Linked DNA regions of Homo sapiens: region 1 is linked to region 2. A link is a loop called in an ENCODE intact Hi-C map of the cell type or tissue named here. Cell type or tissue: A673. All regions are shown on one strand. Links, peaks and the distances in the headings refer to the core of each region. The heading gives the core; the rest is flanking DNA.

The links. A loop is a pair of places that touch in the nucleus more often than their neighbours do. Peaks named below come from ENCODE experiments on the same cell type or tissue, not always from the same donor. Only the 100,000 strongest peaks of a DNase experiment are listed, where the experiment ranks them.
Region 1: it touches region 2 in a loop (4-fold over the local background); 1 of 110 quality-filtered maps calls a loop at or near these places.

Annotation. Positions count from the first base shown.
Region 1 is chr11:91,866,332-91,874,265 of GRCh38, forward strand. It overlaps LINC02756 (long intergenic non-protein coding RNA 2756), which reads left to right. Exons shown (of 12, transcript NR_187312.1): 12 at 5,523-6,155. Among named protein-coding and RNA genes, the nearest start is that of LINC02756, 76 kb to the left of the region's middle. In A673, for the core only: no CTCF peak of the experiment used is centred there; DNase peaks (open chromatin) are centred at 2,970, 3,620, 4,530 and 5,170; H3K4me3 peaks cover 1,872 bases; H3K27ac peaks cover 2,929 bases.
Region 2 is chr11:91,770,044-91,777,977 of GRCh38, forward strand. No RefSeq gene overlaps it. Among named protein-coding and RNA genes, the nearest start is that of LINC02756, 20 kb to the right of the region's middle. In A673, for the core only: a CTCF peak has its summit at 3,240 (motif pointing right); a DNase peak (open chromatin) is centred at 3,258.

The sequences.
Region 1 (7,934 bases), core at 1,418-5,417, 96 kb after region 2:
TATCATATAGCCTAGGTGTATAGTAGGCAATGTTGTCTAGGTTTGTGTATGTATACTCTGTGATGTTTGGACAAGAATGAAATTGCCTAATGACACATTTCTCAGAATATATCCCCATCATTAAGTGAGATATGACTGTGTATGTGTGTGTACCCTATTATGATGTGTTAAGTCTTTTTCTAGGTATAAAAGACAGGCTTCACACAAAGTAGAATGAAAATGTTGCAAAATAGAGATGACCAATGTGTTTTGGTATTCGCTCAGGCAGGAAGCTTGAAGGAAGACAAGGCATTTAGGCTTGATCTTAAAAGCTAAGTAAGATTTGCATAGGCAAAGTAAGAGGCAATAGAATGCTACAAAAGAAGAGCATGAAAGATGACATGATGGTGGTAAAGGTGTAACGGTGTAAATGTGTATTAAGAGTAAAGGAGTAAAGCTAGAGTGTGAGTATGTAGAAGGGGAAAACAGAAAGGTAGGGTATGAACTTCATGGCGGGACTTGGACTTTATCCTTTAGCCTTTGGAAGCAATTCAAAGTTTATGCAAGAGGACGTGATGTGTTTTAGAATGATAGGTATACATAGGTCTGAAGGATCAACTATAAGAGAAAGACTGCAGTCAGTAAGATTTCTTAGGAAGTTATTTTAATATTCCTGAGAGAGGGACTAAAAGACAAAGCAGAATTACCTACCTATTGGGTATGGAGTTTGGAGGAGAAGAAAGTTTTAGGTCTGTGCTTCTCCTATGTTGATATGCATATAAATCATTGTTCTGGTTAAAATGGATATTCCAATTCAGTAGGTCTGGTGAGGCATAAGATTCTGTATTTCTAAGAAGCTCCCAGATGATGTCAATGCTGATGAATTGTATGTTCAACAACAAGATTTGAGACCACTCCAGGTATTTCCTTCTTGTGAAACTGGCTATGTGATGTTTCATTAAATGAGATAGGCTTGGATCAGGGGAAGATACTGACTGCCTCCACTACTGGACACATTCAATGGGAGGCACACAAGTCAAGAGTTAGAAATTGGATTGCTCTTTTAGAAATGAGGCTAAAGCTGTACTTAAAGAATTGGAAATTACTAAAGGAGAGAATCAAGGCAAAATTTAAGTGGATAAGACTTCACAGAAAAAAAGGAATTAAAAAGAGTCAAAAATAGTATATTACCGAAGACCTGGAACAAAATGGGCACTTAATAATTACTTGTTGAAGGAACAAATGAATGTGCCCCTATTTAAAAGGCAAATAAAAAAAAAAAAAGGAGAACAATGGGTGACTGAGAAGGAGCAGTCAAGAAGGCCAAATGACAGCTGAGTCACAGAAGACATAAGAGAGAAGCCTTTTGCTGAATGCTGAATAGGGAATGCATACTGTGAGATGTCGCTGTGAGTTTGCATGGTCTTTCTAAGATGTTGTAGTGGGTGATGTGGCATGCCACCCAGATGCCCTCCAGGATTGAGAAAATCATTCTCCCAACTGCTGAGAGAGTTGGCTGCAATGAATCTCAGCCAAGTTCTTTTCCAGAAATGTGCCTTCCTCAAGAGCAGCCTCATTCAAATTCATGCTCCCTTTCCACAGGCAGCTCAAGTCCAATGACTGGCCCATGTGGGGATATAAAGGCTTAGTCCCTTGCCTCAAAGTATGATCCTGCTGAAGAGGCATCTCAGCTTAAGACAGTCCGTGAGATCAGCTGAGGTCCTGTTTATACTATTTAACAGTCCAATTCCTCCTTCTGCCCAGCCCTGCTGCCTTCATTCCTTCACAGGTGTTGTTTCTGGGAGAACTCCCCAGTAAAATTCCATCTGAGTCTGTTTCCCGGAAATCTGACCTAAGACAGATGTTGACTTTATTCCTAGAGATTAAATTGCAAAAGCCATTCATATTTGAGGCTGTGTCTCCCTAGGCCCTTTTCTAAACTGAGATCGCACTTCTCTGCCTCAATCTTCTTTTGCTTTTTTGCTTCTGAAACTGTACTGGCAGGTACTGCCACACCATCTGTGCATAACAGCCCAGCAAATTTTGGGGGCATCTGCTACAGTAAGGTCACATTCCCAGCTGTTGTGTCATGTCTTCAACATCTTCTTTGATTTCTCTCACTCCTTACTTTGCAGAGAGCAGTTCAAGGTAAAATCTCCCTGCTTGTTTGTTTCTATTATCCACCTGCTGTTGTAGAGAACTGACATTATCTTATGTACTCTTTAAAATGGAAAGACATGGAACTCACTAATTAAATTTGCAGATCAAGCTGAAATAAAAGTCATAGCAAAATCACTAAGGACAGGCACGTTATGTAAAGTGGCTTCAGTGCTTAGAAATATAGTCAGGAAATGACCAAATGAGCTTTAGCAAGGAGACCTGAAAATTAATACATCTGGAGGAAAGGAACCTGAAACACAGCTATTTAAATTTCCAGGGAGAAAACTGGAAAGCAACAAGACCAGCAAGAAAAAAAAAGAATAAAAAGAACAGGAAGGTGATATTAGACACTTCAACATAAGCTTATGGTGCAGTGAAACTGAATAAAAAACAGGGTGCATTTCTTGGCTGTATTTTAAGATGCGTTACTGCACATGGTTGCAAGGTGATCCCTATATGGAGCTGCCATGTGGTAGACCATGTTGGTTTTCAGGTGCTTGGGTAATAGCATGAAATAGACAAATTGGGAGCAATTGGAAGACAGCTATAGAAATAATGAATAGGAGTGATTGAATTACAAGAAAAGGAGATAAATGGGTGTAGGTAATTTCCTCCAGTGCCAAGGGAGAGTGAAGATGAAGGTCAGCATGGGAGCAACATTGCTCTAATGCAGAAAAGCCTGTGCTGGAGTGTTACCTGTCAAAATGGGATTAAGGCTGAGACAGGAAAGGGTAGTTTCAAAAAGTCGGCAAGTACTTCCAAATGCGCAGCCACTATGGCACAGTCATCAAAAAGGAGCTGTAAAAGAAACAGCACCACACTTGTAGACGAGTCTGTGAACACTGGGCTTCTTGGCATGAGTCTGAACCTGAGGCCAGCTTCAGCAGTGGACAAAGTTGCAGCTCCATTCCAGGCACAGAGTTGGTCAGTTCAGAAAACTGTTCTAATTTCTCATCTTTAATTGATTCAAAATAAAAATAGATGAACAAGTAGAATGTGTGTCCAAAAATAGAGTTGATGTTCCACCAGCCTGTAAACTCATTAAGAGCTGAGCACTTGTCTTATTCATCTCTGTGTCTCAGGTGTCTGGTGCAACAAAACTGCTTATTAAATGTTTTCTGAATTAGTTAATGAGGGAAAACTGAGAAAAAAATATTCCTGCCGTGAAGTTCCGGGCCACATTTCTGGCAGACCACAGGCTCAGCACTTCTGGGGATCTTTGGAAACTTTCCCCAAAGGGCTTGCATTCAAGAAAGAGATTTGTGCCTCACTGGCTGTCCTGGCTTCATAGTATCCTTTTTCAAGGGGAGAAAATCCCTCAGCATGGGGTCAGGCAGGCTCCCACATTTAAAAATTGGATAGCTTCGTTTTTTCTAAAGTCCAAGTGTGAAACGGAAGAAGCTGACAGGAAGTGTTCATTAATATATTGAACAAATGTTAGGACTCTGTATAGTTTAGCAGTTAAGAGCAGCTAAGAGCCAGATGGCCAGATTTCAAATTTTGGCTCTGCTACTTCCTAATTGGGTATATCCTTTGGCAAGTTATTTAACTTCCCTGTGCTTAGTTTCTTCATTTGTAAAACAAGGATAATAATAGTTCTTGATGAATGGAGTTGTACTGGGGATTAAAATAAATAATCTATGTAAAGCATTGAGAAGAATGCTGATCAGTAAATCTTTCATCTCTCTCTCTCTCCCCACTCTCTTTCTCTCTCTTGCTCTGTGTGTGTCTGTGTGTGTGTGTCTGTGTGTGTCTATGTGTATGCATGTGTGTGTGTATGTGTGTGTGTGTAGCACTTATGGGCTAGGCATTCCTATACATTGCAGAGACAATGGTAGGAAATAAGACTGGCAAGATATTTTCCTATATATGTCCTGCTCTCATAGATCTTCCCTTCTCATTAGAGAGTCAGACTCTAAGCAAAAAAGTAAGTAAATAAGGGCCATAATTTCAGATGGAGATGAGTTCCATGAGAAAATAAAATGAAATGATGTACTAAAGAATGACTTGGGGAAGAACAAAGTGCTGCATTAGAGCGTCCAGAAAGAGATGCTTTCAGAAAGTCAGAGCTGAGAACTGAATGACCAGAAGGAACCAGCCATGTGAGAGCACAGAGAAGAAATAATACAATGCATAGATGTCACTTTAAGATGGAATAAGTTTGTCATTTTCAAGAAGGCAGAGTAATAAGTGCTTTGCGGACAAGACAGGGCAGAGGTAGATGAGCTCTAGGAGGTAGACAGGGACAGATTATGTTGAGCTTTGTTGCCCAGGGCAATAGCTTTTAATCTAATTTTAATGCAGTGGGAAGCCATTGGAAACATTTGGGCGGAGAATGACATGATCTGACTTCAAATTTATAAAAGATCGTTTTGACTGGCTTCTGTGTAGAGACTCAACTACATGGTATTGGAGGAGAAACAAAGGGACCCATTGGAGGCAATTGGCTATTGCAGAATCCCGATGACAATTAATGCCACTTGGACTAGGGTTATAGCACTGAAGATGGAAAGAATGTGACGAGTTTAAGTTATGCATTAGAGTAAAACCAGTCAGATTTCCTCATGGATTAGATGTGGAGGAAGTTGAATCTGTTAGTTTTTTCAGTGTCTGGCACTTGACTAAGCCTAGAAACAAAAAGTTTAAAAACAATAATTATATACAGAGCCTGCCTTTAAGTAGCTCTTTTGAGCTGTATTTTGTAGGGAACAGAATCCTACTCAGACTTCAAGGAATGGATTATCTACAGAGGCATGAGCAACATTAGACAAGTCAGCAAAAATGGTGGAGAACATAGAAACTATCAAGAATCAAAAGCCACCACTACCTTAGGCTTAGAAAGGCAAGGCAAGGCAAGGAAATAGTACTAACAAAGCCCAGTGAACATGGGAATCTTGGAGAAGGGCTGCCCGGCAGGAGACGTATTCCCAGAGGGACATGCTCTGCCACAGAATGTGTCCAGCATAGAAAAGAAGTGGGGAGTGAATACTTCTTCCTTGTCCCACCCTCCAATTTTTTACGACTGCCTTCCATAAGCTAAGCCTCACTGGAATCCAGGCAGCAAAGGAGGTATGATCGTCTGAGGTGTCAGCCCACTCAGCGTATAGGACAGGACAGAGAAAAGCAGAGGAGGAAGCTGGGTGAGTTGGGAGGGACAGGCAAATGGAAAATGAAAAGTATACAAGCATGCAAAAGTATTACAGAAAAAAGAAAATGTCATTTGGAATCAAGTGCAAGACTAGCTTCAGGGTTTTCACACAGGCTTAGCTCAGAGACAGTGCCCAGTTCAAATTCTTCTATGCAAAAAACCTGAGAATACAACCCAATTTCCCATCTTCTCAAAGTAGTCACTACTCTCTCATTTCTTTCTCCCCCCACAACAGGGAGGAGGAAAAAACCATGGCTGCGGAGGTGATTTAATATCCTGTTGACTCTGAAGAAAAATACACTTCTTCATTATAAGAGTTTTATTGCCAATGACTAGAAGGAAATGTAAAGGGGACAACACAAGATGACTAACACAGGAAGTTATAAAACTCACAGCTCTAACTGTCATGGCCCTGGGCCCATGGTGCCTGAATCCCTCTGGGAGTATTAAATGGAAGGCCCCCTGGTACCTGAATTTTGTTTTAGTTTTCTCTCTCCATCTCTGTGATTACACATAAAATCAGCCAAGCACCTGCTCCCCTCCAGCCTAGATAACACATACCTCCATGCTATAAAGGGACAATTTGACCAAGAGACACCCACCTCACCTGACCACAGAGCTGGAAAATCTACTATGTCAGACTTCCATGCAACCGCTGGTGGGAGAAAGTTTTCACGAGTCTCTCTGGGCCCTTATCCCTCTCCCCTGTATTCCCATCCTTATCCAAATCCACATTTCACCAAACTCCCTAACGCTAAGCAGCTGTTGAAGTTCAGATCACAGTCTCTGAGGAGCTCCTGGTTTCCCATGGAATGTGATTTGCCTCATCATCTTACAGCCTGCCTCCACTTTGCTTTCTTATCATTTCAGAGGCTTGGGATGCCTGTGTGCACAATAAATCAATGGCATTTTAAGCTTTCCCTGTGGCCTCAATCACTATGCGCCTTGGTGCAGCTTGCTGTGCTGATCACGTTTATGACTTCACCTAAATTCTTAATGCTCTATCTCATTGCAAAGAAAGGGGATTATTTTTTATGAAAATGTAATTTTAGCTTAGCCACCAGACAATTTCCAATATGCTATGAAAAGAATAAAATAGCCCCCAAAAAGCCATATCTCCTAGAATTTACCCCTCCTATAATCTAGATTATAAACTCAATGGAGATACAGATCATATCTGAATTGAACATTACTGTACCCTAGACCCTATTGCTACATCTAGTGCACAATTTATGCTTGGTATTTGTTGATACTGAATAGCACATTGTTTTGCAAATGGAATTTTTTAATAACCACCTCTTCCTGTGCCACCCTAAGCATGCACATGTATATGCACGCACACACACATGCACTTTACCTTCATACACGCATGATGCTCTCAGTGATAAAGTCATGTGTAGCTCAAGGTGATCAAAAGAGGTATTTGTATAAGAAAGCAGAAACAGTTCTTTATAAAAACAAGACAACAAAGCTTACTGTTAGCAGTGGTCCCAGGAATGAGACCGCCCCGCATCCCTCACTGTCTCTATCTGTGCCCGTCCAGGGAGTCTGTTTTTAGAAAGCCCTTGTCTGTTTGCTTCCTCTCCACAATTCAAGAGAGAAACTCAGGTCTCTCTCTCTTCTTTTTTTTTTTTTTTTTTTAACCATTGCCTTTACTTCACCAAGTTTTCTATAGAGTAGAAATTTCCCCCTAGAGGAATAGAGGAATTCTGGACTTTTGCATTTATATTAGACATTCTGGAATAATCTTCAGTATTCCTTTGTTCAGTCTTCTTTGTCCATAAGCCTTTCCAGTGTCTCTCCCCCAGCACCATACAACAGCCTGCTTTGTGTTTCTTCTGCCTACCTCTTCCCCTAACTTCACCTCTTGTTTAGGTGCACATTTCTTTCAAAACTAGACCATTAACTTCTTGAGGAAAGTCCTAAGTCTTTTCCTTTTTGTATTACCTCATACATATACTTTACCTCCAATCAGAAAAAAATTGTCTTCTCTTTGGTCTCATAGCTGTTATTTCTTTCCAGCTTTGGTCTGTCAAAATTAATGTTATTTGGAAGAAGAATATAAAAATAGAAAAACACAATAGTTGAGTCAAGCCCATGAAAGCAAAATGCTCTCTAAGAGGAACCACTTTCAGGGCTCTAGGCTAAATGCTATTTGAATCCTGTGAACTGGAATTCCTCTGAGAGATCTTCTCTGCCTTCCTCAGGCAGGCCAGTCTTGGCTGGACACCTCTGGTTTTGCCAAGAAAGCACAGTTCCTGTCTGCAAACAGCACAAGCATAGTAGGTCAGCAGACGGGCAGAGCTGGCTCAAATTTATTAAAAGCATCTTCATATTGTAGCTCAAGAATACACTGCTGTTTTTACCGGGTGATGAAGATATTTGGTGAGGTTTTTAAAAGAATAAAAGAATAGAAAAGATAAACCTTATGTTTCTATGTAGCTTAGGGTCAGAGCATTTCATATTCATGCATCTAGCTGATTTTCACAATATCTCTGTGAAGCAGGCAGGGCAGTTATTATCCCCCTTTTATTGATGAGGACACTGAGGTTCAATATTTTAATTACTTGCCTAAGGCCACATCCAGCTCGTGATGTACCATCTACCATCTGGATGGCAGCACTCAGTCTCCAAAATAGACCTCTTG
Region 2 (7,934 bases), core at 1,416-5,415:
AGGTCTATCAATACCCAGTAGTCTAGCCCAAGTTTATATAAAGAGTGACAGTATGGTTCCAAGAAGAAGAAAAAGCAAGACCCAATGTACAAGTGCTTTTTAAGTCCTTACTTATATCACATTTGCAAACATCCCATTGACCCAATTAAGCCACATGGCCAAGGCCAGAGTTACTGTAAGGGGGCACTACTGAAAAGCTTGGAAAGAGGAATATGTGAACCCATTGGAGCTTTTATGGCAATTAATCCACCACAGTGACCAACAATTTGACCTACACAAAGTATTAACCACAAAATACTTTCTTACTCTTAAACCTGAGGGAGCATTATATCTATATTAAAGCTTCCTAAATTTTTAGAGTTGGGAAAATTAAGAAAGTATTTTTATTCTTTTCATTAGACAATTACGTTAAGATTCTTGTTCTGGAAAATTGGGGTGATGAGTTTTTAATTTGCTGTCTTACTTAAAATCACCCTCTCTGACACAATTATTTATAACTACATTGACAGTAAAATTCATAAGGCTTTATTTAACTAAAAAAATAGAAATTCAAATTAGCAACAGTTTAATTTAGTTCTGATCTTAATATTCTCATTGCTGTTCTCATTATTAATCTGCACCAACCAGTTTCAATCAGTTCTCAACAGTGAATCTCTATCCTAAGGCTCATGATGGTCTTTTTCAACTTTGCAAATCAGGTATGTGTAAGTTCCTGACAATAAAAAGTCTGCTAAAAACATAGTTTTGGGAAATTATATCTGTAATAATGAAACAGAAAAATAATTAAGACATTTAAAAATTCAACTTCTGTTTTTAACCATGAGGGAGCAACAAGGGCCAGACTTACCACTTGAAATAATTGTTGTGTTTTTATTATCATATGTTTCAAAAAATTTTTCAGTTTCTTTCTTAATATCTTCATGGATCAACTGGTCATTCAAGAGCATATTGTTTAATTTCCATGTGTTTATATAGTTTAAAAATCCTCTTGTTATTGATTTCTATTTTACTTCCATTGTGGACAGAAAAAATACTTGACATTATTTGAATTTTTTGAATGTTTTAAGAATTGTTTTGTGGCCCACCATAGGATCTATTCTTGAGAATGATCCATGCACTGAGGAGAAGAATGTGTATTTTGCAGCCATTGGATGGAACGTTCTGTAAATATGTATTACGTCCATTTGGACTATGGTGCAGTACAAGTCTGAGGTTTCTTTGTTGATTTTCTCTCTGGGAGATTTCTTCAATGCTGAAAGTGTAGTTTTAAAGTCTCCAGCTATTATTGTATTGGGATCTATCTCTTTCTTTAGCTCTAATAATAGTTGCTTTATATGTCTGGTTGTTCCAGTGTTGGGTGCATATATATTTACAATTGTTATAACCTCTTGCTGAATTGACTTTTTTATCATTATATAATGATCTTTTTTTCTCTGTATATAGATTTTTTCTTGAAATCTATTTTGTCTGATATAAGTGTAGATACTTCTGCTCTTTTTGTTTGTTTATTTCCATTGGAATGAAATATCTTTTTCCATCCCTTTATTTTCAGTCTATATGTGTAGAGATTAATCCATTTACTTGTAATGTTATTCTTGATAAGTAAACACTCACTCCTGCCATTTTGTTATTTGGTTTTTGGTGGTTTGTGGTCTTTTCTTCCTTGTTTCCTTCCTGCCTGCCTTTCTTTTAGTGAAGGTGATGTTCTCTGATGGTATGGTTTAGCTCCTTGCTTGTTTCTTTAGTATTAGTTGTATATTTTTGATTTGAGGTTACCATGAGGCTTGCAAATAAAAGAGCCCATTATTTTAAACTGATAACAACACTGATTTCCTAAAAAAAAAAACTAGCCAAAACACAAGCAAATAGAAAATAAAAACTCTACACTTCAACTTCATTCCCCCAGTTTTTAACTTTTTGTTCTTTTCTACTTATATCTTACTGTACTGCCTATGTCAGGAAAAGTTGTGTAGTTATTATTTTTGTTTGTTTCATCTTTTTGTCTATTTAAGATATGAGTGGTTTACATATCATGATTCCAGTGCTATAATATTCTGTGTGTTTCTGTGCACTTACTATTGCCAGTGAGCTTTGTACCTCAAGATAATTTCTTATTGCTCATTAACATTCTTTTCCTTCAGAATGAAGAACTACCTTTAGCATTTCTTGTAGGACAGGTTCAGTGTTGATGAAAACCCTTTTGTTTGTCTGGGAAAATATTTCTCCTTCATGTTTGAAGCATATTTCGCTGGATATATTATTCTAGGAAAAATCTTTTCTTTTCCTTCAGCACTTTAAATATGTTATGCCACTCTCTCGGTCCATAAGGTTGCCACTGCAAAGTCTGCTGCCAGACATATTGCAGTTTCATTGTATGTTATTTGTTTATTTTATCTTGCTTCTTTTAAGATCCATTCTTTATTTTTGAGCTTTAGGAATTTGATTATTAAATGACTTGAGGTAGTCTTTTTTGGGTTAAATCTGCTTGGTGTTCTATAATTTTCTTGTGCTTGAATGTTGATATCTTTCTCTAGTTTGGGAAATTCTCTGTTATTATCCCTTTGAATAAACTTCTCTCTCTCTCTCTCTCTCTCTCCACCCTCCCCCCCACCCCACTTTAAGGCCGTTAACTCTTAGATTTGCCTTTTTGAGGCTATTTTCTTTTGAGGCTATTTTCTAGATCTTATAGACATGCTTTATTCTTTTTTATTATTTTTTCTTTTGTCTCCTCTGACTGTGTATTTTAAAATAGCCTGTCTTCAACCTCACTAATTATTTATTCTGCCTCATCTATTCTGCTATTAAAAGACTCTGATGCATTCTTCAGGATGTCAATTGCATTTTTCAACTCTAGAATTTATGCTTGATTCTTTTTAATTATTTCAATCTCTGTTAAGTTTATCAGACAGAATTCTAAATTTTTTCTCTGTATTATCTTGAATCTCTCTGAGTTTTCTCAAAACAGATTTTTGAATTCTTTGTCTGAAATGTCACATATGTCTGCCTCTCTGGGCTTGGTCCTTGGTGCCTTATTTCACTTTTTTGGTCAGCTCATGTTTTTCTGGATGGTCTTGATGTTTTCCAGTGTCTGGGCATTAAAGAGTTTCATGTTTATTGTAGTCTTGGCAGTCTGGGCTTGTTTGTACCCATCCTTCTTGGTAAGGCTTTCCAGTTATTCAAAGGGACTTGAGTGTTGTGATCTACATTTTTGGTCACTGCAGCTATATCTGCATTAGGGGGCACCCCAAGCCCAGTAACGCTGTGCTTCTTGCAGCCTCACAGAGGCACCACATTGGTGGTCATGGATAAGATCTGGAAGAATTCTCTGGATTACCAGGCAGAGACTCTTGTTCTCTATCCCTATTTTCTCCCAAACAAATGGAGTCTCTCTTTCTGTGCTGAGCTCCCTGGAGCCGTAGGAGGGGTGACACTAGCACCCTGTGGCCACCACCCCTGGGACTGTGTTGGGTTAGACCTGAAGCCAGCACAATACTAGGTCTCATCTAAGGCCCACTTTAACCACTACCTGGCTATTGTCTATGTTCTCTGAAGGCCCCAGGGCTCTAGAATCAGCAGATGACAAAGCCAGCCAGGCTTGTGTCCTTTTTTACAGGGCTGGGAGTTCCCCTGGGAACTGCTGGGTCCAGAGATGCTGTCAGGGAGCCAGGGCCTGGAGTCAGAAACCTTAAAAATCTACCTAGTACTCTATCATACTACAGCTGAGCTGGCACCAAAACCACAAGGCAAAGTTCTTCTCACTCTTCCCTCCCTTTTTCCCAGATACAGGAGTCTCTCTCCATGTCCAACTGCACCCCAGGCCTATAAGGACTACTGCCAGGCTACCATTAATGTTCACTTCAGGCCCAAGACCTGAAGGAGCTAAAGACTCACTACTCTGCCGAGTGCCCTATCCTACTGTGGCTAAGCTGGTATCCAAGTTGTAAGACAAGGTCATCTTTACTCTTCTCTCTCCTCTTCTCAAGCAGAAGGCAGGGGTCTCCTTCAGAGCTGCAAGCTGTGCTGATTGAGGCTGGGTTAAGGGTGGTGCAACCACTCCCTTGGCTGACCAGCCAGTAACTCACTAGATCTTTTGCCCCCCAAGTCCAATGGCTCCAAGACCAGGACAGCACTAGGACTTGCCCAGGAGTTGCATTCCTTGTGGCCTAGACTGCCTTTCAAGTTTATTTAGAACCCCCAGAGCACTTCAGCCTGTGGTGGCAAGGCTTGCCAAAACTCAAGTTCCAACCACTGGGATGGTTGACTTCCCTCTGGCTAGGGCCGGTCTAAATGCTCCCTCCATGGGCACTGGCTGAATTCTGACTGGTGTTGCTTTCCACTACATTAGGGCAGCACTGAGTCTCAATGAAAAGCCCTAAAATCGCTGTGCTCTCCCTCTCTCAAACACACAAATTCTCTCTCAGCACCACAGGATGCTGATGGTGTACAGGTTAGTGTTAACAATTCAAGACTGCTTTTCCTACCCTCTTCAATGTCTCTTTCACTGATATGAGTTTAAAACCAGGTGCTGTAATCACTCACCTAATTTTTGCATTTTATGAAGGTGTGTTTTTTTGTGTGTAGATAGCTGTTAAATTTTGTTTTCCTAAGGGGGGATGAGTGGTGGAGGCTTCCATTGAGCCATCTTGCTCTGTCTCCTCCTCTATGTTCATTATCTTGATGTGGTAAAGGTTTCACAGTTAATAGATAAGTCATAACCCTTTGAAAGTTAAATATATGTAGTACGTTAATTAAACTTCCATAAAGCTGTAGAAGAAAAAAAATTAAAAATCTAATAAACAGTTTGAATTTTGAAACTAGTATTCTATTTGAACTTCGATATGTTAGTGATCATTTCTGAGTCCCAGTTTTCTCATCTATAGAAAAGAAGGGTTGGATCAAATGACTTCTAAAGTTTTTTCAAGGTTAAATGCCTAATTCTTTTGTTTTATGTGTTTATTATCTCAGGCATAATAGATTGTATATTTGTTCACAAATATGTGCTACTTCATCTCATGACCTCTCCCCTTATGGTAATTTCCTGTGGGTAGATTATATTCACAGTTGCATGACAGATTGGCTTGGCCATGTGATTTACTTTAGTCAATGAAAAGTAATTGGAAGTAAAATGATCAGAAGCTTTAAGACTATGATTGTGCCCTATCCGTTACCCTTTTCCATGTGATTAATAAGTCCAAACAGGAGCTGCTTCTTCAGCCTGGGTTCCAGGATGAAGAAGATGTGGAGCAAAGCTGAAGACCTGCATGGGCATTAATGTGAGCCAGAAAGGAATATATTTTGATAAGCCTCTAAGGATTGAGGAGCTTTTGTTAATATTTGGTAAAACTATCACTTGTAATAAGTTTGAAGTAAATACTGTATGTAATAAATTTTGGGCATTAAGCAAATAACATGAAAAACATAAGGCTCATAAGAATGAGTTAGTTGCATGTGCTATTTCTCCTATCTGACCTTAAGCTTCATGAGTATGAGCAGTAGCAATTGTTCATTTAAAAAGAAAATGATGAGTTCAGAAAAATATATATATGTGTGTATATATATATATATGTGTGTGTGTGTGTATATATACACATATTTTTTGGCTGGTTTTCAAGTAGCACTTAAAGGGCACATAGAAAGTCTGGGAATTCTAGGTTGGGAAGATTAAACTAATTCTTAATTCTAACTAATGAATTATAAATTGGAAAGAACCACTGGGCAACCAAATGTAATTAACATTCAGCCACTAAACCAGGACCAAATCAACAATATGCTGAAAAGCTTCTTTTCTTTTTTTTTTTTTTTTGGATTGTTATCAGTGCTCTTGTCTTATTATTAATACATTTTAAAAGAAAAAACTTTGAATGGATTATGTTCTCTGAGGCCACAACAGTAGGAAATCTCTTCCTAGGGCTGGTCTAAATACTCCCTCCATGGGCACTAGCCAAGTTCTGACTGATGTTGCCTTCCACGGCATTAGGGCAGCACTGAGTTCCAATGAACAGCACTGTACTTGATTGAGGTGCTACATGTATAGCACACATTTATTACAGAGTTGTTGGTTGGCTTACTTCCTTCATGAGATGAGATTATCCACTGTGATACCTTCTCAACTGGAAGTCCTCTTCCAAATAATCAACTGGCTTCTACCATTTCTGTGGCCTTTCTTATATCAAGAGTTTCTACTAATAATGTCATCAATGTTATCCCAAGTGAGTTCCCTGAAATACATATTTTGTAAAATGTTAATGTGTTAGGCAAAAATGGGTTTGTGGTCAAATTAGTTTAGAATGCACACAGTTAAACAAAATTAAACAGTTTTATCTAGTATAGAACTTCTCGCAGATTTTAAAATGCCAATGGATATGGTGAATCTTCAACGAGGGACTTGATATGCAACATTTGCCAAACTTATTTGACCACAGAACGCTTTTTTTCCCCTAGTGCATTTTGCATATTTTATAATCTATGGAAAACACATAGAATTTAATATTCTATGGAAAAACTATTTCAACACTGTGGGAAACACTAAATGTATGTTAACATCTACGTTTTAGCCCAACTTTACTTCATGTGGTGACTTCCATGATACTAAGAATAATTAGAAGCAATGATGACAAATCTTAAATTTTTGCTTCAGGTTCTTTTCTATGCATTTCTATATTCCATAAGGACTTGAATAATCAATACATTCTTTGTTCCTTCATTGTGCCATGCTTATAGCTCAATTACAGCACTTCTTTCCAGCTGAGAAACTGCCTTTTGTTGTCCCCAATGCAGCAACACGTGGCCCTGGTTCAATGGGAAGGAAGCCAATCATATCTAGTTGCTGGCCCAATGCCTGGCACACCAATTGAAAGCTATGTATGAGCATGGAGCCCTAAAAAGAGTTCTGAAAAAGTGTTGAAAAGTTGCTTATCTTGCTGGGTCTCTCCAGCCCCTTCCCCTCCTTTTCTGTTCATGCCATTTTCCAGCATCTTTGAGATATACTATTGCCCTTTGTTCGTTCATTATTCCCATTAACTCTGCTAGTTAATCCCCTCAATGTTCTCCAGATATGTTCTGTGCTTTCATTTCCTGCCTCTGCTCTGGTTGTCCCTTTTTCCCAAATGTCCCTTATTTCCACATAGGCAAGACTGCTTATCCTTCAAGGTCCAGTTCAAATGAGCTATTGCCTTGATTCCCTAATTTTAAGAAAGCTCTCTCTTGAGAATATCCACAGCACGTAGTTTTTGACATGAAGCATGCTCTTTCATATGGTAATTTATGTACATGTGTATCTCTTCTGACCATTAAGTTCCATGAGGGTGGATGGTACAATTTGCTCACCTTCAGCTCTTCCTGTGCACACACTTTCCTCGCCTATAATATGTTTCAGAAGACAGTGATGTGTAAGACATTTATTGAAAGTCTTCCACATTGACTGTCTCTATCTTGGTGCAACACACATACATCAACATTGACTGGCTTTATCTTGGTGCAACGTACACTAGTATATAAACTCAATACCCTTTTACTTCCCTAGAAAATAATTATTTGCAATAAATATGCTAGTAATATAGATTTTATAAATATTTTATAGAAAAGAAGATTTACGGCCAGGCATGGTGGCTCACGCCTGTAATCCCAGCACTTTGGGAGGCCAAGGTGGGCAGATCACCTGAAGTCAGGAGTTCAAGACCAGCCTGGTCAACATGGTGAAACCCCATCTCTACTAAAAAATACAAAAAAAAAAAATTAGCCTGGAATTGTGGCGTGTGCCTGTAATCCCAGCTACTCAGGAGGCTGAGGCAGGAGAATCACTTGAACCTGGGAGGCAGAGGTTGCAGTGAGCCGAGATCATACCATTGCACTCCAGCCTAAGCTACAAGAACAAAACTCCATCAAAAAAAAAAAAAAAAAGAAGAAGAAGAAGATTTACATGCCACACTCCACAA